Regions from separate parts of the Homo sapiens genome. Here all the other regions are linked to region 2. Evidence: chromatin contacts called from ENCODE Hi-C or POLR2A ChIA-PET data. All regions are on one chromosome and are shown on one strand. Each heading gives the region's core, a stretch centred on a gene start or an enhancer-like site at or near the end of the contact. The rest is flanking DNA. Distances are from core to core; before and after follow the strand shown. Region 1 holds the start of LINC02324 (long intergenic non-protein coding RNA 2324). Region 2 overlaps FUT8 (fucosyltransferase 8). Region 3 has its middle 22 kb from the start of LINC02324.

What was found. Hi-C counts contacts between places; a loop is a spot of excess contacts on that map. ChIA-PET counts read pairs that join two places held with the same protein, here RNA polymerase II (POLR2A). Pooled maps may share reads with other maps.
Region 1: a pooled map shows a loop between it and region 2 (2.8-fold over the local background). The contact joins the promoter of LINC02324 here to the enhancer-like site in region 2. A Hi-C loop is called at or near these places in 2 of 168 maps with a recorded cell type or tissue (GM12878 and breast epithelium), 8 of 37 single-sample maps with no recorded cell type and 9 of 50 pooled maps. POLR2A ChIA-PET finds 5 or more read pairs at or near these places in 3 of 52 experiments (activated B cell, activated CD8-positive, alpha-beta memory T cell and activated T-cell).
Region 3: a pooled map shows a loop between it and region 2 (2.1-fold over the local background). The contact joins two enhancer-like sites. A Hi-C loop is called at or near these places in 1 of 50 pooled maps. POLR2A ChIA-PET finds 5 or more read pairs at or near these places in 3 of 52 experiments (activated CD4-positive, alpha-beta T cell, activated T-cell and endothelial cell of umbilical vein).

What each region holds. Positions count from the first base shown.
Region 1 is chr14:65,220,921-65,224,115 of GRCh38, forward strand. LINC02324 (long intergenic non-protein coding RNA 2324) reads right to left here and starts at 1,427. Exons shown (of 4, transcript NR_103769.1): 1 at 1,299-1,427. RefSeq lists an enhancer at 1,760-1,899.
Region 2 is chr14:65,460,249-65,463,544 of GRCh38, forward strand. The region is part of intron 2 of FUT8 (fucosyltransferase 8); the gene reads left to right. Among named protein-coding and RNA genes, the nearest start is that of MIR625, 9.2 kb to the right of the region's middle. RefSeq lists an enhancer at 1,757-1,806. Within about 2 kb of position 1,628, at least 4 of the 41 ENCODE cell types and tissues checked have a DNase peak (open chromatin) inside an H3K27ac peak, as active enhancers do; they include GM12878, where a contact is called at or near this core.
Region 3 is chr14:65,242,871-65,246,309 of GRCh38, forward strand. No RefSeq gene overlaps it. Among named protein-coding and RNA genes, the nearest start is that of LINC02324, 22 kb to the left of the region's middle. Within about 2 kb of position 1,266, at least 5 of the 41 ENCODE cell types and tissues checked have a DNase peak (open chromatin) inside an H3K27ac peak, as active enhancers do.

The DNA.
Region 1 (3,195 bases), core at 177-2,676, 240 kb before region 2:
TTGTACTTGTTATTCTTTCTGCTTGAAATCCTCTTTCCTCGGGCTCTGCACATGGACATCTCCTTGTTATACTTTAAAACTCAGTCTAAATGACACTTCTCGAAGAGGATTTCCATGTCTATTGTGTTTCTGTCATAGCACATACCCCAAGCCATGAGTACTATGCCTCATTTATTAGTTTGTTTTTTTGTTTGTTTGTTTGAGATGGAGTCTTGCTCTGTCACCCAGGCTGGAGGGCAGTGGCGCATTCTCAGCTCACTGCAACCTCCGCCTCCCAGGTTGAAGTGATTCTCAGGCCTCAGCCTCCCAAGTAGCTGGAATTACAGGCACACACCACCATGCCCAGCTAATTTTTGTATTTTTAGTAGGGATGGGGTTTCGCCATGTTGGCCAGGCTGGTCTTGAACTCCTGGCCTCAAGCGATCTGCCCACTTTGGCCTCCCAAAGTGCCGAGATTATAGGCATGAGTCACTGCACCCAGCCTAGTTTGCTTTTTATTGTCCATCTTCCTAATTAGGGTGAAATCTACAAGAAGGCAGGGCTACTGTCCATTTTCTTCACTGCTGGATCTCCGGCACATAGCCCTGGTTCTGACACCTGCCAGGGGCTTGATAAATATTTGCATCACCCACTCCACTTGTGCACTAGATGCCACCTCCCCTCACCTCCTCGAGGCATCTCTCCACCGGTCCCTCCTCTCTTGTGCATCATCATTTCTCCCACTTTCCTGGATCATTCCCCTCTGCAGACAAATGTGCTGTAATTTCTCCTATCTTAAAAAACAAAACAGATAGACAAAAAATCTTCTCTTGGCCCACATCCTCTTTCAGCCAACACGCTGCACATTTTATTTATTGCCTATCTCCTCCACTAGGGAAGAAGCTCCATGAGGGAATGGCTTGTGTCTGTTTTGCTTATTGCTGTATCCCTAGTACTTCAAAAGTGCCTGGTGCATAACAATTTTTGAGTTGATTGAATAAATCCTTTTGTGGAATAAATGAATAAAACAGTAAAGCCTTTTTCAATCAATAGAGAGAAAAATCAGTCTTATATCTTGAGCAATGTCTAAATAACTTAAAAGATCAAGATGGAGGCTGGGCACAGTGGCTCACGCCTGTAATCCCAGCACTTTGGGAGGCCGAGACGGGAAGATTGCTTGAGCTCAGGAGTTTGAGACCAGCCTGGACAACATAGTGACCCTGTATCTACAAAAAATAATTAATAAGAAAAGATCAACATGGAACCAAAAAACAAATATACATAGGACAGCTCTATAAAGATATGTAGCAGGTACTTACTGTGTATGTGTATTTTCCATTCTCTGCCTTCTAATATGAAAAGGTTGACAGGATAGTTTGAGGGAGAAAGGAAAATTTGCCATAGATTCCTCAGCATCAGGATAACCTCATTGCCTTAGGGCAAAAAATGAAGCCCAGAGGTAGTGACTTTTCCCAAACTCAGTGTCCTCCCTTCTAAGGGCTTAGGGCATAATCTTCCACAAAACACATCCGGATTGCTAACTCACAGTAAAGGAAAAGTTCTTACGTTTACATAGAACCCAGATGCCAGGAATTTTCTAGAAAATGGACGTGCAGTAATAGTGCCGGCCAGGAGATGGCGACGCGCCTTTCTGTCCAGGAGGACTACACTCTACGTGGCACTGAAGGACTGGGAGAGAAGGTTGGGGCCTCCTGGGGCCAGCCAGGGGCCTCTGGGGGAGGATGGCCTAGAAAACAGGGCTCTGCTTCAGAAGGCTCATTCTTGTTGGCGGGGCCCCCATGAGTAAAATAGTTGTTGTTGAATATGACACATTGTTAAGGCCTCAGATGCAAGAGCAATTACAAGTCCAGGGTGGTTGGCAGGTCTACAGTCAGGATATTTAACTCAAATTCAGGGAGTCTGAAAATCTAGGACAGCTCCTTGGCAACCCCGGACTGACAGATCTTTTGTTCGACTTTTCCTAGGTTTAGGCAACAGCCTCTGAGAGCCCACTAGATTTCCTCCAACATGGAGACTCAACCTAGCCAACATTCTACCACAAGAATCAGTACCTGGGCTTTGGGGTCCACCAACGCTTAAAATTGAGTAACTGAGTGCAAGGGTTGCAGGTAGGCAATGTGCCGATAGACATTTACATTTCCTAGAGAGAAAGTCCTTTGTTCCATCTCTTTCTCCAAGGGCTCTGTGATTCAAAAACCGGGACAGGCACAGTGGCTCACGCCTGTAATCCTAGCACTTTGGGTGGCTGAGGTAGGAGGGTCACTTAAGCTCAGGAGATTGAGACCAGCCTGGGCAACACGGCAAAAACTTGTCCCTGCAAAAAATACAAAAATTAGCTGAGCTTGGTGGCACATGCCTGTAGTCTCAGCTACTTGGGAGGCTGAGGTGAAAGGACTGCTTGAGTCTGCAGTGAGCAGGGTTGACAACACTGCACTACAGCCTGGGCAACAAAGTGAGACCCTATCCCGAAATAAATGAATACATAAGTAAATAAATAAATAAATAATTTAAAAAAAACGTTAAGCAACTACTCCAGTCTTTCCTCGCTAGAGGCCTCACTAATTCTTTACCCCAGCAAGTCCTCTGGGATACTGTAATTCTCCATTTTTTTTTTCATTGAGATGTGTCTCACTCAGGGGACAGAAAACACCATCTGTTATTTGAACAGAGAAGGTAATGTAAGAATTACTGGGGCCGAGCACAGTGGTTCACACCTCTAATTCCAGCACTTTGGGTGACCGATGAGAGAGGATCACTAGAGTCCTGGAGTTTGAGACCAGCCTGGAAAACATAGTGAGATTTCATCTCTACAAATAATAAAAAATTAGTAGGGTGTGGTGGTGTGTGTCTGTAGTCCCAGCTACTCCGGAAGCTGAGGCAGGAGAATTGCTTGAGCCCCGGAAGTTGATGCTGCAGTGAGCCATGATTGTTCCACAGCACTCAGTGTGAGTAACAGAGTGAGATCCTGTCTCAAAAAAAAAAAAAAAAAAAAAAGGTTGTTAACTAGATAACTAAAAGAGGACACTAAGGTGTCACAGTAAAAGCAACTGCAGGTTGGCCGGGCGCAGTGGTTCACACCTGTAATCCCAGCACTTTGGGAGGCCAATGCAGGCAGATCACCTGAGGTCAGGAGTTCAAGACCAGCCTGGTCAACATGGTGAAACCTCATCACTACTAAAAATACAAAAGGTAGCT
Region 2 (3,296 bases), core at 378-2,877:
TTGGGGGCTATCTTTTTCAAAGAAATCTGTTTAGCAAACAGCCTAGGAAGATAGAAATAGTGCTTCCATTAGGACAGATGGCACATTTCTTTGCTGTCCAGGATAATTAAGATAATCTCTCTAGGGAAAAAGGTTGGGCATATTTGCTTGTAGCTCCTTTTAAAGATTGGAGTTTCATTAAGCTCAGGTTTTCTTGTCCTGTAATGCAACCCACAGTATGTGCACTTGGTTTTCCTTTCATTGGCCTTTAGGAATTAGAGCTTGAGGAATCAGTAAAAAATATGGTACTCTGTCTATGCTATTGTTGTGAGTAGTAAACTGTTCTTTGTTTCTGATCTAGGAGTGTCATAACTTCTGCCAGGATTATCTGATGCTAGCTTACCAGCTACACTACTAACACATCCTATTGATAAAACAAAGCTGAGTTCATTGCTTATTGTGGTAAGGGAGAACACCTAAAAAAATCTTTGGTAGGGTCTTAGAGAGGTCAAAATTTGAGAATTTGAAGTTTGTTTTAAGTTGGATCTTTCAGTGGTGGCGATGAGGCTTGATTAGGATTGGGTAGGTATCATGATAAAACAGTTTAGGTTTGGTGGAAACAGTAAGATTTTGAAAACTGCCGAAGAGTTGATGGGTCTTTCCAGAAGGTCTGTAATGAACAATCACATTATATTTCTGCTGTCTCCTAGAATAGCAGTTATGCTAATTAAGACAGTGGACTGGTAAAGTCATGTTAATGTACCTAGAAAGCTGTGTGTGTGTGTATTAGTTTTCTAGGGCTGCTATAACAAAGCACTGTAAACTGGGTGGCTTAATATAGCAGAAATTTATTCTTTCAGTTTTGGAGGTTAGCAGTCTGAAATCAAGGTGTTGGCAGGGCCACACTCTCTCCGAAGGCTCTAGGTAAGAATCCTTTCCTTCTTCTTTTAGCTTATGGTGGATGCCAGAAATCCTTGGTATTTCTTGACTTTTGGTAGCATAACTCCAATCTCTACCTCAGTATTCACATGACATCTTCCCTCTGTGTGTGTTTGTGTTCAAATGTCCTTCTTATAAGGATTCCAGTCATGTATTAGGGTCCATCCTAATCCAGAATGACATTATATCAACTTGATTATATCTGCATAGACCCTATTTCTAGCCGTTACACATTTTGGGAGGACACTTATTTAACTCAGTATAGGGGACATGTAGTTTCAGTCTTCAGTGCCCAAACTGTATGTAGGTACAGTGTTTGCTCTCAGTGTCCATGAAACTATGGCAGACTGATGTTAGCTTGCATGTAGGGTAAAATCTTAGGTTCTTCAGAGTTCTTGACAACAGCATGGTATAGTAGAAAGAAAACCAGTCTGGAAGTCAGAGTACCTTAGTTCTGCTCTGTTAATAACTAGCTTAAGAAAGTTACTGTCTTCTTTAGCTATTAGTTTGTTACTGATACACCAGGAGTTCAGTCTAGGTCCTGCTGCTTGCTGCATAGAAAGCCAATCACTGAGACAATGAGTATTGCCAAGGAAGAAGGCTTTAATCAGGGGCGGCAGCTGAGAAGATGGGAGCTTGGTCTCAATTCCATCTCCCTGACTGACTAAAACCAGGGTTTATATAGCAGGGAAGACATAGATTTTAACAATGTGTAAGAAAACAGGAACTTGGGAGGAGGGGCGAGGAAGCAATAATGGTGAATGAGGGGTCTGGCATCTGGTAGGGTGATCTGGTTTCAGTTCTTTGATACTTTTTGTGCCAAAAGAACAGTCTGTGGGACTATTGGGTTTGTTTCAATTTCCTCATAGATAAAATTTGAGGCCTGAGGAAGAGAAGAGTAAACCAAATGATCTTTAAGACATTTCTAGTTCTCACATTCTGAAGTTTTATAATGTTGAGTGGCTGCTACATACTGTATTAATATTAGTCTTGTTGGAGTCACAAAAAGGGAATAGAAAATGCTTTAAGTGCTAATCAGATAGGCTCTAACTTGTGAATGTAGCTTGCGTAAATTAATTTGTTTATTTGGGTGAAGCTAATTAATGAAGACATTAGGTAAACATGATGTTTGCCCTGATCTCTCTGACTTACCATTTTGTTTTTCAACTTGAATAGTGTATTTGGAAGAAGAGCATTCTTCAGGTCACTTAAAGTTAGAAAAATGCTGCACTCTCAGGCTGAGTTCATAAAATGAAATAACCTTTCCTGAAGTGAATATGAGAATGTGGTTCCCCTTCCCCCTTCATTGCCCACGTTTGTCTGTCATGTCATTCTTGTGGTCAAGAGATTTTAGAAAAATTCTTACTAGAGAATGGTAATAGTACTGTGAGGTGGAGCATGGTGTTAGAATTCTAGGTGTAAGTGAATCATGTGCTATTGAATTTTCTTTGCGTTTTAAATAGGTCACTGTAGTATCGTATTTGAATTCTTTGTTTGAATCATGTTGAAAGTATGTAATAATTACTGCACAGAGATATTGTGGGCACTGAAAAATTCTTTGGTACTACCAAAACCCCCTGTGGTCATGTATGTGCTTGTTCTTTGAAGTTACAAATGAACAATGACTACATATTGATGATAAGTATAAATACAGGTTGAACCAATGTTTTTAGATCTGGACAAAAGTTACTGAAGTAGGAGAAAGGACGGATTTTTATTAATTCCATATGGAAGAAATTCAAAACCATATACCAGGGGGAGATAGGATTGTCTCACCACTTAACTTAAGGATCTTCCTGTATGTAGCCCTTCCATCACACACAAATTGTACTAAGTGTTTTCATAGTGGATATTTGGGCAATTCAGAGACTCTCACTACATGTTGTAACAATGGTAATGTATTTAATTAATTTTAGAAGATACATTAGAATATAGAATTAGCAGTAACACTCCAGCAATACCTGAAATAAAATGTGTTAAAACAGACAGAATATAGAAATTAAATAGACATAATTACAATAATAAAAAGATATACCTCTATCATATTTCTATTCACATTTCTATTCTAGTCAATTAAAAGAGTAGGAGAATTTTTTATCTTTCTTTATTAATTTTTTTGAGACAGGGCCTCACTCTATTGCCCAGGCTGGAGTGCACTGGCGCAGTCACGGCTCACTGCAGCCTTGACCTCCTTGGCTCAGGTGATTCTCCCACATCAGCCTCCTGAGTTGCTGCGATTGCAGGTGCACACCACCATGCCTGGCTAATTTTTTGCATTTTTTGTAGAGATGGAGTTTTGCCATGTTGCCCAGGCTGATCTTGAACTCCTGTGCTCAAGCAGTTCCCCACCTCAGCCTCCCAAAGTGCTGGGATTACAG
Region 3 (3,439 bases), core at 16-2,515, 220 kb before region 2:
AATGACACAGTATGAGTGATGTGGACTTTGTTCCTGCCTTCCTGTGGCATACAGTCTCATGGAAGAGGAACGCAGAAAATAAACAGTGAAATCAGATGATCATAATAGAGTGGATAATACAAGATGACATGGAAGTACATAGGAGGGCAATTGCCACAGACGACAGCCTTAATGGAAAGTGCTCTAGAGGTTACCTCTGAGCTGAGCCTGATGTAAATAGGAGTTAGCCAGGTGAGGTGGTGCGGGTCAGGAGTGAGGAAGACTTCCAAGCTGAAGGAACAGCACTTTCAAGGTTCGGAGTTGTGAGGGAATGTGGCACATCCAGGGCACTGAAAAAAAAAGTTTACTGTGTGTGTCAGGAGACACACACAGTAAAGTGTGTGAGAGTGAGGTGGGTGGTGGGGGAGAGGACTGAGAAGTAGGCAGGGGCCATGATAAGAGGTTTGGCTTTAATTTTAAAGGCAATGAAGAATTTTAAGCAGGGAGGTCGTGAGATCAGTTCTGTAGGTACATTAGACAATGACTCCGACTGCAGTGCGGACAATGTATTGAAGGGTGTGGCATGGGAGAGAATAAGACCAGAGGGTCACCTGGTGGGAACCAGGGAAGAGGGGATATGGCTCTAAGTCAGAGTAATAGTGTTGGGCGTAAAGAGCAGTGGATGGATTCTAGAGGCATTTAGGAGGATTGGGAGGTAGAATTGACAGGACTTCGTTACAGGCTGGATTGAAGGGGAGAATGAAAGTGAAGAATCAAAGATGACAAATGAATGCAAAGAGCAGCTCCTGGTTTGGGTAATCGAGATAGGAAGATAAGCTGGTCCGGAAGGCAGTAAGGATGAAAACTTTACCTCTGGACAAGTCCCGTTTTTTGTGGGATGTCCAAGTAGAGGTGTTAAGCAGACAGGAGAGAAAGATCTGGGCTGGAGACAGCTCGGTGTCACGGGCATCCAGACAGAATTGACACCTTGGTAAATGTGAACTCTATAACATCCGGGACTTTGTCTTCTTCATTGTGATACCTCAGGGCTTAGAACCTTGCCTGATTCGTGGTGTGTGCTCAGTAAATATTTGTGGAGTGAAGGAGTGGATGAGATCACTCGGGGAAAGTGAGGGAAGAAGAAGGCCCAAGCCAGAAAGCCAAGGAGCACAGGGAGTGTCACTGCTGCACAGGAGAAAGAGAGACAGAAGGAGGGAGAGAGAGAGACAGGGAGGAGAGAGAGGGAGAGAAAAGAGAGAGGGAGAGAGAGGGGCATGTCAGGGACACAGAGAGGAAGCAGTCAGGGCAGGAGGAGGAGCTGGGCGAGGAGAGGCAGGAAGTGGTGAATAATGTCAAAGCTGTTGAGAGTAACTCAAAGGGGCAACAAAAGTCCAAGAGATTTGGACAACACGGAGGTCATTAGTAATCTTGAGGAGACTGTTTTCAGAGGACAGAGGAGTGACAAGGAAGGGTGTAAGGGGAGATAAGAAGTATACATGACCCTTTCAGGAAGTTTGACTGTGAATTAGGTATAAAAGGCAGTGAAAACAAGAGTATTTTTTTTAAGAGATGGAGACTTATGGATTTTTTCATGATTTTGAGAAAGAACAGCAGAGAGGAGATTAAAGACTCAACAAGATGACAGGATAATTGTTAGAGAGAGGTGAGGAGATGGGAGGAGATGAGATTTCCTTCAAGATGGAGGAATGGGCTCAAGTCAGTAAAGAGACAAGTTCCATTTTAACCAGAAAAATGAAATGCCGGTTACGATGAATTTCCAGGTTTGCAGGTGAGAAGTTGGGGTGTTTCTATCTGGTGTCCTCCAGACTTTCCTTGAGGCCACCAAGCAATGATGGGGAATGGCTATGGAGTAAGGAAAAGCAGTAGCAGAGCAGTGAAACGGGAGTCAATGGGAAAGAGGGGTCCATCCAGAGACAGGGAAGGCAACACAGGCCCAGTATCATGGAGCGAAGAACATGAGGACTGATGAGGCATAGGGCTGGTCAGTTGGGGATTATTCATAATATCTGAAGTTTCTGGAAAGTGATAGAGGTTGGACCCTCTACTGTCAGGATCTGAGAAATGAGCAGATATGTGAGGAGTGAAGTCAGCAGTTATATATAACTGGAGAGAATTCTGGAAGGGGAAAGCAGGAGTAGAGGGAGTGCTAAGGGTCATCTGAGCTTAATTCAGGATTTTTAAAAGAAGTGCAGCTAGGCTTGGACATGGGGCAGGAGAGGGAGGGTTTGAAATGTTGGAGGAAGAGGCCGGGCACAGTGGCTCACGCCTGTAATCCCACCACTTTGGGAGGCTGAGGCGGGTGGATCACCCGAGGTCAGGAGTTCCAGACCAGCCTGGCCAACATGGTGAAGCCCTATCTCTACTAAAAATACAAAAATTAGCTGGGCGTGGTGGCCGGTGCCTGTAATCCCTGCTACTTGGGAGGCTGAAGCAGGAGAATCACTTGAATTCGGGAGGTGGAGGTTTCAATGAGCCGAGATCACATCATTGCACTCCAGCCTGGGCAACAAGAGTGAAACTCCATCTCGAAAAAAAAAGAAAAAATGGTTGGAGGAAGAAGAAACAGAGAAGCCAGAGGGAGATGAGATCAAATGTGTGGTGGATGAGTTAGCCCTAAAATGTGGAGGGACCCTTCTCTTTTGTGACAGGAAAGAAGCTGGACAGGCTTGGCACACCAGCAGAGAGGTGGAGGTATGGACTCGAAATTCCGGGGAAATTGTTATTTCTCTATGGGTTATGCATGGGAGAGCAGGAGGTACTTGTTCTCTACTTTCCCCAAACCTCTACTTCACAGGCAATAAGACATTTGATGCCCACCCCATCCCTAGCAATCTGACCCACTGGTTAGGTCAAAACCGAGGACTAAGCATTTGGCAGTCTCTGCCCTGGCCCTAACAGTTTGAAAGACTATTGTAGCTCCTGCCTCAGTGCCCCCTTTTGGGAAGGAAGAATCACAGAAAATCAGGGCAGGAAGTGAGCTCAAAAACATGCGGTTCACATCTCAAAGTACACAGATGGGAGAAGTTAAGTCACCATCACCGAGTCTCCCAAGCATTCACCTTTTCTCCCCAGCTGTTAATTTATGACTCTCTTGTGAAACTCTTCATCATCTCTCCATTGTCCATGGAAAGAAGTCCTCAGTCTTCAGCTTGGGATTCAAGGCCCTCCACCATTTGGCCTCACTTGACTGCAAGCCTCAGGTTCTACTTCCCTCTTACACATATAAAACCTTTTCATCTGGGCTAATGTTCTTTCAAATTGGAGCACCTTACCTTCATCTCAAATTAATGTTTGTGTATAGTGTGAAATGACAAAGTTAGTTATTAAGTGATAAAGCTTCTAGAAGAAAACAGGAGAATATCTTCACAACCTTGGAGTAGGCAAATTTTTTCTTAGGTTACAGACAACAATAACTACAAAAGACAAAAAAATCAGACAT